Regions from separate parts of the Mus musculus genome. Here region 2 is linked to region 1. Evidence: chromatin contacts called from ENCODE POLR2A ChIA-PET data. All regions are on one chromosome and are shown on one strand. Each heading gives the region's core, a stretch centred on a gene start or an enhancer-like site at or near the end of the contact. The rest is flanking DNA. Distances are from core to core; before and after follow the strand shown.

What was found. ChIA-PET counts read pairs that join two places held with the same protein, here RNA polymerase II (POLR2A).
Region 2: POLR2A ChIA-PET joins it to region 1 with 16 read pairs in embryonic stem cell. The contact joins the promoter of Btn1a1 here to the promoter of H4c8 in region 1. POLR2A ChIA-PET finds 5 or more read pairs at or near these places in 4 of 5 experiments (Patski and embryonic stem cell).

What each region holds. Positions count from the first base shown.
Region 1 is chr13:23,527,028-23,532,413 of GRCm38, forward strand. It overlaps H4c8 (H4 clustered histone 8), which reads left to right and starts at 4,017. Exons shown (of 1, transcript NM_153173.4): 1 at 4,017-4,451. The coding sequence starts at 4,088. The coding sequence ends at 4,399. It overlaps Gm11335 (predicted gene 11335), which reads right to left and starts at 3,901. Exons shown (of 2, transcript NR_167693.1): 1 at 3,650-3,901; 2 at 1-796. n-TMcat9 (a tRNA gene) reads right to left here and starts at 3,392; the gene lies at 3,321-3,392.
Region 2 is chr13:23,463,819-23,468,769 of GRCm38, forward strand. Btn1a1 (butyrophilin, subfamily 1, member A1) reads right to left here and starts at 2,083. Exons shown (of 8, transcript NM_013483.3): 1 at 1,964-2,083; 2 at 1,284-1,405; 3 at 414-764. The coding sequence starts at 1,362. Gm52036 (a long non-coding RNA gene) reads left to right here and starts at 606. Exons shown (of 2, transcript XR_003950563.1): 1 at 606-778; 2 at 884-1,670. n-TYgta8 (a tRNA gene) reads left to right here and starts at 3,258; the gene lies at 3,258-3,347.

The DNA of each region.
Region 1 (5,386 bases), core at 2,767-5,266:
TGTTTTACACTTAATTTATGAATACAAATGGTATTATAATAATTTTAAAGAAGAAACATTCATGAACTCATGATGCTTTCATGATTACTAACAAGCAATTACTAGGGCTCAGAAAGGGGCCTTTCACATAGCCTTTCTTTCCTGTCAGTAGAATAACATCTGGAAAATAGGAAGAATGAAATAGAAACATGAATTCTTTACACACGTTTGTTCTGGAATTCCACAATCATCTACCAGGTGAGCTTTGTTCTCACAGACACATTCTTTAGTTCTGCAACTTTGGAATGTAACAGGCCCTGAGACCTTAGCACAGCTGACTCCCTAATTGAATGCCATTCAGGCTGTATGTAGTAGGTGGCACTACCTGCCAAAACTAAAACAAAAACTCAATTCATCAAAGTCCATAGTTCTGGGAGAGTCCCTAGAAGTACCACCCTTGTTTTCTGGCTTCGGTGTTCTGCTTCTGGCTAACTGTTCTTGATAACTGAAGTATGTCAACCTGGGCTATGATTTTTGTGCTTAAAGGCTCAACCCTGAGAAAGGCTCAGTGCTACACCGTGATCTGGAACACACAGTGTAGTCAGTCATTGGTCAGCTAAGAAAGATTTTCTATTGGCTAAAACCCATGTCCGAGAAGTCTTCTCTGATGAGCACCCCACAACAGAATGATGTTCTCATTCTTCCTGGAATTGGAGATTTCTTGAAAAGCAGCTTGGATGCTCAGATGACCTGTGTGGCTTCCCCACCATGGGACATGGTGGCACAGCTGGTGAGAATTGTTGATTGACTTTTATTTCTGCTGTTGCAAAAAAACAAAAACAACAAAACAAAACAAAACCAACTGTTAACTAAATGGACTTCGCAGGTTGCATTTATGTACATGCATATATTTGTAATTATTTTTATTTTATATATTTGTATTATTATCAATAGAGGTCATGGATTTCATAGGGATTGAGAAGGTGTGTACAGGAAGAGTTAGAGGGCGAGGAGGGAGGAGGAAAAGATATAATTACATTTAAAAAAAAAAGAACAGCAAAACGAGCAAACAGCCATCCCCATAGTTCTTGTTGAGTGGGATGGAGGAACATTTGGGCGGCTGAAGTGTGTGTGTGTGTGTTTAAGATGTTCAGCTAAGTCTGTGTATGAAATATTTATGTAGAGATGACATTTTAAGATGGTCACTCTTGCATAGTTTAATATAGATAGCTCCAAACATGCACATTGAAACAATCCCATAGAGCCTACATTAGGTATCTTGTGTTCTACCGTTTGGTGACATTTCCATCAGATGAAGAGATGGTCTGCATGCAACCCCTTCTCTTTTCGGAGCTGCCTTCCTCTCGTTCCTGCTCTCTCACACTGAATCTTTGTAGTTAGGAGTGTTTTAGCTCTCATGTGGACCTCCGTTTATTTCTTTTGCTTAGAATGCTTTTCTTGGCTGTCTAGCAATCACTTACCCAAGTTTCTTGGCAAAATCCATTCCTTTGCCTGGTCTATAAATGCCAGTGTGATGGCTAAAGAAACTATTTTATGCTAGGCATCCCTCTAGCTGTTTGCCTGGAAGATAAGTCTCAGTGACCTGTTCTAAAACTGAAGAGCCCCGTGTGACTGTTTGTTACTATATGACTAACTATTATTATTATTTTTGCTTCTGTAACTGGCTTACACAGATACCCAAAGATGGCATTGAGTTGGCTTAACCACTTGACTTGGCAGAACAGAACAGCTTTTGCTTGCTTGTATAGATATTAAAGGTCTTGTTATTTTCCCCCTTGAAACTCCTCTTCCCATAGCCTTCCTTCATGGCAATCTCACAGTTAGCTCAGAGATTGTATGTATTGCACTTTGTAATTATAATCAGATTGACTGTATGGTCTTTCCCCAGTGGCTGCACACTCCATAACACTGGGGCAAGGCTATGGGAGCAGAACTTCTCTATTTAATGTTCAGTTCTGTGGGTAAGGGCCATGGTAATGACCCTTAGCCATACACTGAAAATGACAATTCGGGAATGTCCTCATAGCTCCTGGGTAGTAATTTTATTCTCCATCCCTGAAGCAGGGAGTGACTGTGACCCATGCTGGCAGTGTACTTAATGTAGCATTTAATTTATGACCAGTAAGCATGTGGTCACCAGGCAACCAGTTCCCTGGAACTATTCGAACTCCTGTTGAACAGACAGTACTAGACTGCCATAGCTGATGCACACTCCTGTGGCTTTCAGCTGGAGTGATGGATGTCTGACACCATGGAGGAGAGGACAAGAGAGCCTTCTCCAGTCTTCTCCTTCGTGACAGTCTTTTCCTGTATTGTAGTCTTTCCTGTAATCCTAACTACACACGCATGTAGTTACGGAAGGACTTCCCCAAGTCACTGAACTGGTGGGTAGTTATGGGGCTGAGATCAATTTTATTCTTGCAGCTCATAAAGTAGTTCTTAAAAAAAATTTTCACTTTTTTTTTTTTTTTTTTGGTTTGAAGCAAAAAAAAAAAAAAAAAAAAAAAAGGCTGATCTTTACCTTTAACCCCCTCTGAGAAGAAATAAAGTCTTCCATCTCTACAGCCTAACAGGAGAGAGGCCTTTGGATTTCTGTTTTCTGATCCAGTGAAAAACTATTTTAAGAAGACACAGTACAGCTTGTTGGCAGAGGCAAGAGGAGCATTTCAAGGTCACTCAAAACAAAGTAACCCAAAATATCTGTACTGATTCTAGACTACTTACTATGTTTTTTTTGTGTTTTAACTTCTAGGACAGTGTGACATATAAAATTTGAACAGGAATCTTTACTGTGAGAGAAATAAAAAAAGACAGTGAGTACAAAACTTGAAAAATAAGCGTAGAGAATAGCAATAGCTTAGCAAAGATTTATCTTTGTGAAAGTGGAGACTAATGTCGGTAGCAGAAGTGGTTTTCTCAGTCAGACTTCAACTGAAGACCCCCACATCCTCCCTTAACTACACACACTTTTCTCAAAACACTACCTATTGTTGTCAAGATTAAGACTCTAGTAATTGCAAAGAATATCTATAGGGACTGATCAATGAATGTATTCCTACCACCAGACCCTTGAAAAATAAGGCTTTATGAATTATGTATAGAAGAAACTGAGCTCTGTTCCTCCACTCTTACACTTGTATTCACCTTCGTGTAGTGATTTTAGGTTTTATTGGGCAAAATAAATCTGACTTATTACCAAGAGAACACATGAGTTACCACTTGAGCGTCCATGTAAAAGTTCCAGTTCCGTTTTGCAGAGATCGATTTACCTCACGAACTTAACTTTAGGAGGAGGGAAAAAAGAAAAAAAAAAGTCCAGATAGCAGAGGATGGTTTCGATCCATCGACCTCTGGGTTATGGGCCCAGCACGCTTCCGCTGCGCCACTCTGCTACTTAAAGAGAGCCTTTCAAAATATTATACTTAACTTTATTTGCAGTTGGTGTTTCTCTACTTCATACAAAGGCCTGCAGGAAGGCACCTTCTAATTTTTGTCTACCTAAAGGCTAATATTTGTTGGGAATAATGTCGCTAATGAGTCAAAGAGAAAGCAAAATTTGGACTAGATCAGTAAACATTAACATACTAGTAAGTAATTCGACAAAGGAGAAAACAATACAGCGCGTCTTAGTGACCAACCACGCATTTACCTGCGCGAAGAGTTTGGGATCAGGTTTGTCCTTAAGTCGAGATAGTGGAAGAAATGGTGCTATTTTCTCCAGTGTTTAGTCCTTTACAGCCGAAAATAAAAACATGGGAAGCGAGACCTCCACATCAGTATTTGTGATCGCTTGGCTCACCAAAGATCTCCTGTCTTTCTAAATTTGTTACAAGTGACAAATATGTATTGCTAAAGAAACTGTTTAGTCTGAACTCGTTAAAATGGCCGGGAAGTCCGGAATGGGGACAAAGGACCCAGCTCAAGGAGCGAGTACAACGAACGTTGGTGACGTCACTAGGCATTGCCCATGCCAGGGGCGGGGCCATTGCAGGGGGTTTCAGTCTTCAATCAGGTCCGAAAACACTGCATATAAGTAATGTGCCTGTGCCTTCCACTCTGTTGAGGTTTTTTCTTCAGCAAGTACACCATGTCTGGTCGTGGCAAGGGCGGTAAAGGTCTTGGCAAAGGCGGCGCCAAGCGCCACCGCAAAGTGCTGCGTGACAACATCCAGGGCATCACGAAGCCCGCCATCCGCCGCCTGGCCCGGCGCGGGGGAGTGAAGCGCATCTCCGGCCTCATCTACGAGGAGACCCGCGGTGTGCTGAAGGTGTTCCTGGAGAACGTGATCCGCGACGCCGTCACCTACACGGAGCACGCCAAGCGCAAGACCGTCACCGCCATGGACGTGGTCTACGCGCTCAAGCGCCAGGGCCGCACCCTCTACGGATTCGGCGGTTAAGCGAATCTTGCTTCTGACCTACAAAACCAAAGGCCCTTTTCAGGGCCGCCCACATTTTCTTATTAAAAGAGCGAACATGTGTTTTACGTTTTGAAATGATTGTGCAACGTTAGCAGCGTTGTGTAAGTACGTTAATCGACTCACTATTCAGGTATTTACAATCCAGGTTGGCAAATTCTTAAATTATATTCGGGCAGCGTGCATTTATTGAAGTAGGAAGTATAAAGTTTTTTGTTTATATGGTGCAGGTTGCAAGGACAAAGCGCGAGAGCTAGCGGCTGCGCAGTTTGGGACTAGAGCGTGGGGCGGGCCTGAGTGCACAGCACCGACGGTGGTTGGCTGTTTCTGTGCTTTGGAGCGTCTGCGCAGACTGCGGAAATCCGGCGTGTCCTGGAGACCCATGCAGTGTGGGCTTTTCTGGCACTCACGGTGGAGAGGTGTTTACTAAAAAAGGAATGTTTCATTAAGGTTGGGCATTAGATAAAGTATTAAAAAACTGGTAGTTCTAATATGCAACTTTATGGGAACGTCCCGATTGTTAACATGTAGGAGTGCATTCGTGATGGATGTTTTAATAAAATCTAAGTCAGTATAGGCAGTTTTGATATTTTCGATGTGGTCTAAGTGTATCTTCAGGAATTTGGTTTCAGCCAAGAGTGATAAGATTTTAGAGTACTGTACACCGAAAGTTTGGGGCTAAATGTCTCCAAAAACAAAACAAAACGAAAACAAAGAAACCCCCCAAAAGTCAAAAGAAAAACTCGACAGAAAAGATGCTTTTCTTCATGGCCAGCAATCTACTTGTATGATTATACTATGAAATCACAGAAATTCAGGGTGTTAATGTGATGTTTATTTAACACTTTGTGTGTGTTACTAGGTGAATGAACAGTTTACAGGATTTTGGGTCTCCTTCCACCGAGGGATCCAACTCAGCTTAACAGGTTTTGCAGAAATACTTTTCCTCATTGTTCAGCCTTCTGACTG
Region 2 (4,951 bases), core at 833-3,332, 65 kb before region 1:
TTTTCACTTATCTAGTTCCTTGTTGCAAATTCTTGCTGGATTTAGCTTTCTGGTTTCACAGTAGGAAAAACTGAGTGGGAGATTTGCTTGATTTGGATCACTAACAGGGAGGGAAATTAGAGCTCAATGTATTCTTTCCTTATGATCTCAGACAGGGAGAAGAAGACAACATGAGTAATATGAGTAAAACCATTTTGGAGGTGGATAAAGAACTTTAGCAACGGACCACACTCTGTTAGGGTGTCAATCCTTAGGCATTAAACCACGAAGCTGTTCAGAGCATCTAAGATGCTCACCACAACCTTACGTAAACGTGAAAATACGTTTGGATTTGGAGAATGAACACGATGATTCTCCCCAAAGTGAGAGTCTCCGCGCGGAGTGACGAGGCGACACATCCCGTCTGTACCCACCAGCCACTTTGAGGTATACGGCGGCCTCCTCGAAGTCGTCGTTGTCTTTGAAAAGGCACCGGTACTCCCCCTGGTCTGAGACCCTGACATCTCGGATCAGCAGAGTAGCGCGGCCGTCTAGAAGCCCGGCTGTCGCCAGCGTCGCCCTCCCGCGGTACTCCGTCATCTGCTGGCCCTCCTGCTCCTGGCCATCCCGGTATAGAAGTACCGCTGTCGACCTCGTCTGTCGAAACCACAGCAGCTCCATGTATTCTGAGCTCGCGTTTGGGGAAAAGCCACAGGTCAGCTCGGCATCTGAGCCCACTAGGGCCAACACTGGCTCCTGAGGTGCGGTCACATCGAAGGGAGCTGCTGTAATAAACAAGGTCAGATAGGACGATGGGTTGGGATGGAGGACCTACCGGCCAGTCTCCTTGTAAAGAAAGGAACTCGGGGTGGCTGCTATTTCTTTTCTTCTGTTTATTTTTCAGACTGGATCTCATAAATCCCAAGGTGGCCTCCAGCTCACTATGTAGCCTTGAGCTCCTTGCCCTCAATTCTCAAGTGCGATCATTACAGGGGTGCACCACCACCACACTTAGCGTTCCAATTCCTTTGATTTAAAGGAAAAACAACTAGGCGCTCCCTACGTAACCCTGGATGCTCTGGCTATCTCTATGTAGACCAGGCAGGTTTTGACCTCAGAAAAATCTGCCTGGGCCCACCTGGTGCTGCAATTGCAGGTGTGTATTACCTCCCGCAGTGGGTTTCCTTTGAACTCACTGGATTGTGGTGAAGGTCCCCCCACCAGGAGCCAAACCGGGTCAGAGGTATTTATTTATAGGGACCTTCCAACTTTGCGAGAAAGAGAAGGCTAGAACAGAAACTTACCCGAATCCAGCGTGGGCAGCTGTAGGACAGTGAGGGTGAGCAGACAGACCAGGAGGCAGGAGTTGGTGGGAACTGCCATCTCTGAGCTAACTGGGGCAATGAAGCCCGCCAAGAGCTTCAGGCTGGGAGAGAAACAGTCAGGAGGTAACTATGGGTTCCGCAAGCGCCCTGTTCTCCACCAGTTTCTTCCAACCTGGAGGGCTCTGTATTTCCCCTACAGGGTCATTTTCAGTCCATTTTACAACAGCGCCTGCCCCATACCCTTCCTCTGTACGTCTGGTCCTCCAGCCCTCGACTGCCTCCAGAATGGAGCCGCGAGGCACAGTTGTAGATAATGAAGAAATCTCCTCATTTACAATAACAATAAAACAATAAAGTAAAATCGAATCGAGTGGGATACTTTGTTATTCGTGTTTAGAAGTGATAATGAAGATAAAGCCACGGAGGTAGAAATGGAGAACATGAAATGAAACGAAGGAGGAGAGAAAGACAAGGTGTGTTTCTCAACTGTAAGCCCAGCAGCTCTCAGGAGGGTGATCTCTGGGAGTTACACCGTGAGGTACATACAGTCTTGACAAAGTCTGAGAGAGAGGGGAGAGGCAGAGCTGAAGAGCTTGAGGAACAGAAAGCCTAGTACAGAGAAGAGACAAAGAGAGCTGAGCTGAGAGTGAAGCACCTACCGATTTCGACAGACCCAGAGGAAAAGGGAGCCAGAGCCACAGTGATCAAGTGAAAAGGGCTGCTTGTCACCCCGGGGCCAAAGAGAGAGCTCTTCAGAAGGAAGAAGGCTGTGTGCTGTTAGAGAAGCCTGCCCACAGGTGGCCAAGTGTATTTATTCGGGGTGGGGGGAGGAGCAGCCTTTTAAACATGTGGACTACAGATTAGTGGTCAGGTAGTTTGGGTTCATCCTCCTCCCCTAAGAGAACGATATATGCATTAAAGAGCTGTACCGAATATAGGGAATGGGGACAAAAAGAAAGAAGACTTGAGCAACTGAAATGAGTCATGAGGCCATCAGCCTGTGAATTTAACTCTGTGGCTTCAGTTCTTTTAACCCAAGTTCATGGGGGGGGAGGGGGGGGCGCAGGCGGGGGTCATTGTAAGTTTAAGGCCAGTCTGGGCTTCATAGCAAGATCCAGACTTGCAAGAGCTACATATGGAGAACAAAACAAAAGAGAGTGGGGTGTTTGTTACTTTTAAGAAAAAGACTAATGTTACTAATACCTTGTTTGAATTATGCCAAGTTGGAAAAGTATTAGACACAAACAGTATTGGAAACAAAACAGGCAAGAGAATAGGAGCCCAGAAAGTAAATTACTTTGTCATTACATCTGTGAATAGCTAAAGAGTGAGTCCACAATGGCTGCAGCTCTCCCTCCCTGATCTTTTCCATGAGACACCTTCAGGAATGTGGGTGTGGGTGGCAGGAGTCCACTGGATGTCCACCTTCAAGGTATAACTGCACAAGGACCTGGCGCTTCACCCTGCCATCAGTCATGAGATCAGCAATTTCTTATTTGGTTTTGAATTTTCATTTATTACTGAAAAAATGCAAAGATAAAGAAAAAAAACAGTTTTATCAATGATTGTTTCTATGCTGTACATAAATATAAAATAAAATTTAAGAACAATATATATCAGTTCATAGTGATAAGTTCATAGTAAGTTTTCCTGCATAGTTCATAGCATAGCTAATACGCATATATTTGCGAAGATTATGAGATTTCTAGTTCTTTTTCTAGTATAAAGACTGCACTTCGGGGGGAGGGTATGGAGGACTTTTGGGATAGCATTGGAAATGTAAATGAGGAAATTACCTAATTAAAAAAAAAAAAAAAAAGAATGCACTTGGCATTTGGTAGAAGGTCCATCTAGCATTCATGAAGCCCTGAGTTAGATCCCAGCACTGCTTAAAATCAGGCATAGTGGCTCCTCTAAGCTACTTGTGACTTTGCTAGGCACTATACATGGTATCCTTCGATAGCTCAGTTGGTAGAGCGGAGGACTGTAGGAGTATTCGACCTGGAAATCCTTAGGTCGCTGGTTCGAATCCGGCTCGAAGGAGGTCTGTTTTTGTAACTCAGATAGATCGATCTACCATGTCTGTTTGTTTTACTAGCCTGTAGCAAACAGTAAGGGCAAGATAAACTTTTTTTTTTTAAACGCACAGTAAAACAGACATGCTAACACATGCTTCTATTCCTAGCATTCGGGAGGCAGAGGTAGGAAGAGTTTGAGGCCAGCCTGATCTACAGATCAAGTTCCTGGACAACTAGAGCAATGCAGTGAGAGCCTGCCTGGGAAAAAAAAAAAAAAAGGAAGAAACAAGAAAGAAAAGGAGGAAGAGGAGGAGGGAGGAAGAAGAAGAAAATAGAAAAAAGATATGCATTTTTATTTGTAGCTCTTTGTTTCTAACTATGATAACTACCCGATATGCTGTTTGATCCAGTTCCATGAATAAAGCCATTGACTCAAAGGGCATAAATATATATGTTATCAGTGACCTTCCCTACAATATTAAAAAGATCATAGCATCCTAAAGAGTGTCCTTCAGGCCTGCAAGCAACAAGAGGTATTATCTTACATGCTTATATGAAAATTAGTGAAATTTAGTATCATCATTATCACCTTTGTGGTGTAACAAGGCTGGGCATTTCTCTTGGATTAGCTGACCACTCGGTAAAATCTAGACTGGAGTCCTCCAGACCAGTCGCTGTCTATTTTGAGGTCTGGTCTTCTTTCTGTGTGGACTTTTTAAAAATTAAAGTTAATAATTGTATTATATTTGAAGTCTGAGGAGATGGCTTAGAAGTTAAGAGCGCTGGCTGCTTTTGCAGAGGGCCCGGGCTCAGCTCCCAGCTCCCACATGGTCCGTAATTAAAATTCCAGGGGCCTCCCAGGTATCCACACACACATGACAGACTAACATGCATCCACATAAATGAAAAATAAATTAAAAACAAATTTTAAAGTAAGTGCTTTATATTTTTGACAACATTTCTTCTCAATTTTATTTAATTTTTAAAAATTACTATGATTAAGAACAAAGCTAGCTACTCTCGTTGGCCTGATTGGCTGCTAGGTTGTGTGCTGTTCCCAAGCACAAATCTGATTTTATTACTTCTTTGCTTAATATTTTCTGCATGCTGAGGACTGGCATGAGGACTGAGAATGTAACAATCCCTGTGTATCTGAATGCTATCCAGAAATGCCACACTCATCTCCTTCATACCTACAGGAAATGCATATTATCAAGATAGCAGTTTCAGAACTTTACTCCGAACTCTTGCCTCATCAGTTGTGGGCAATTTGTATTTTAAAATGACGTATACAATACATTTAAATGTTCCATCCTAGCTTATTTGAGTGAAGAACAAAAATATTAACAGTTGGGTTGAAGAGATGTTTCAGCAGTTAAGAACATGGACTGCTCTTGTAGAGAACCTATGTCAAGTGGTTCATGGCCACCTGGGATGCCAGCTCCCAGGGGTCCGACACTCTTTGGACTGCTGGAGCATTTGCCCTTGTGTGCACAAACCCACAATTGAGCACACACACAGACACACAAATGAAAAATAAGAAAAATAAGGCCGTGGTGGTGCACCCCTTTAATCCCAGCACTTGGGAGGCAGAGGCAGGCGGATTTCTGAGTTCAAGGCCAGCCTGGT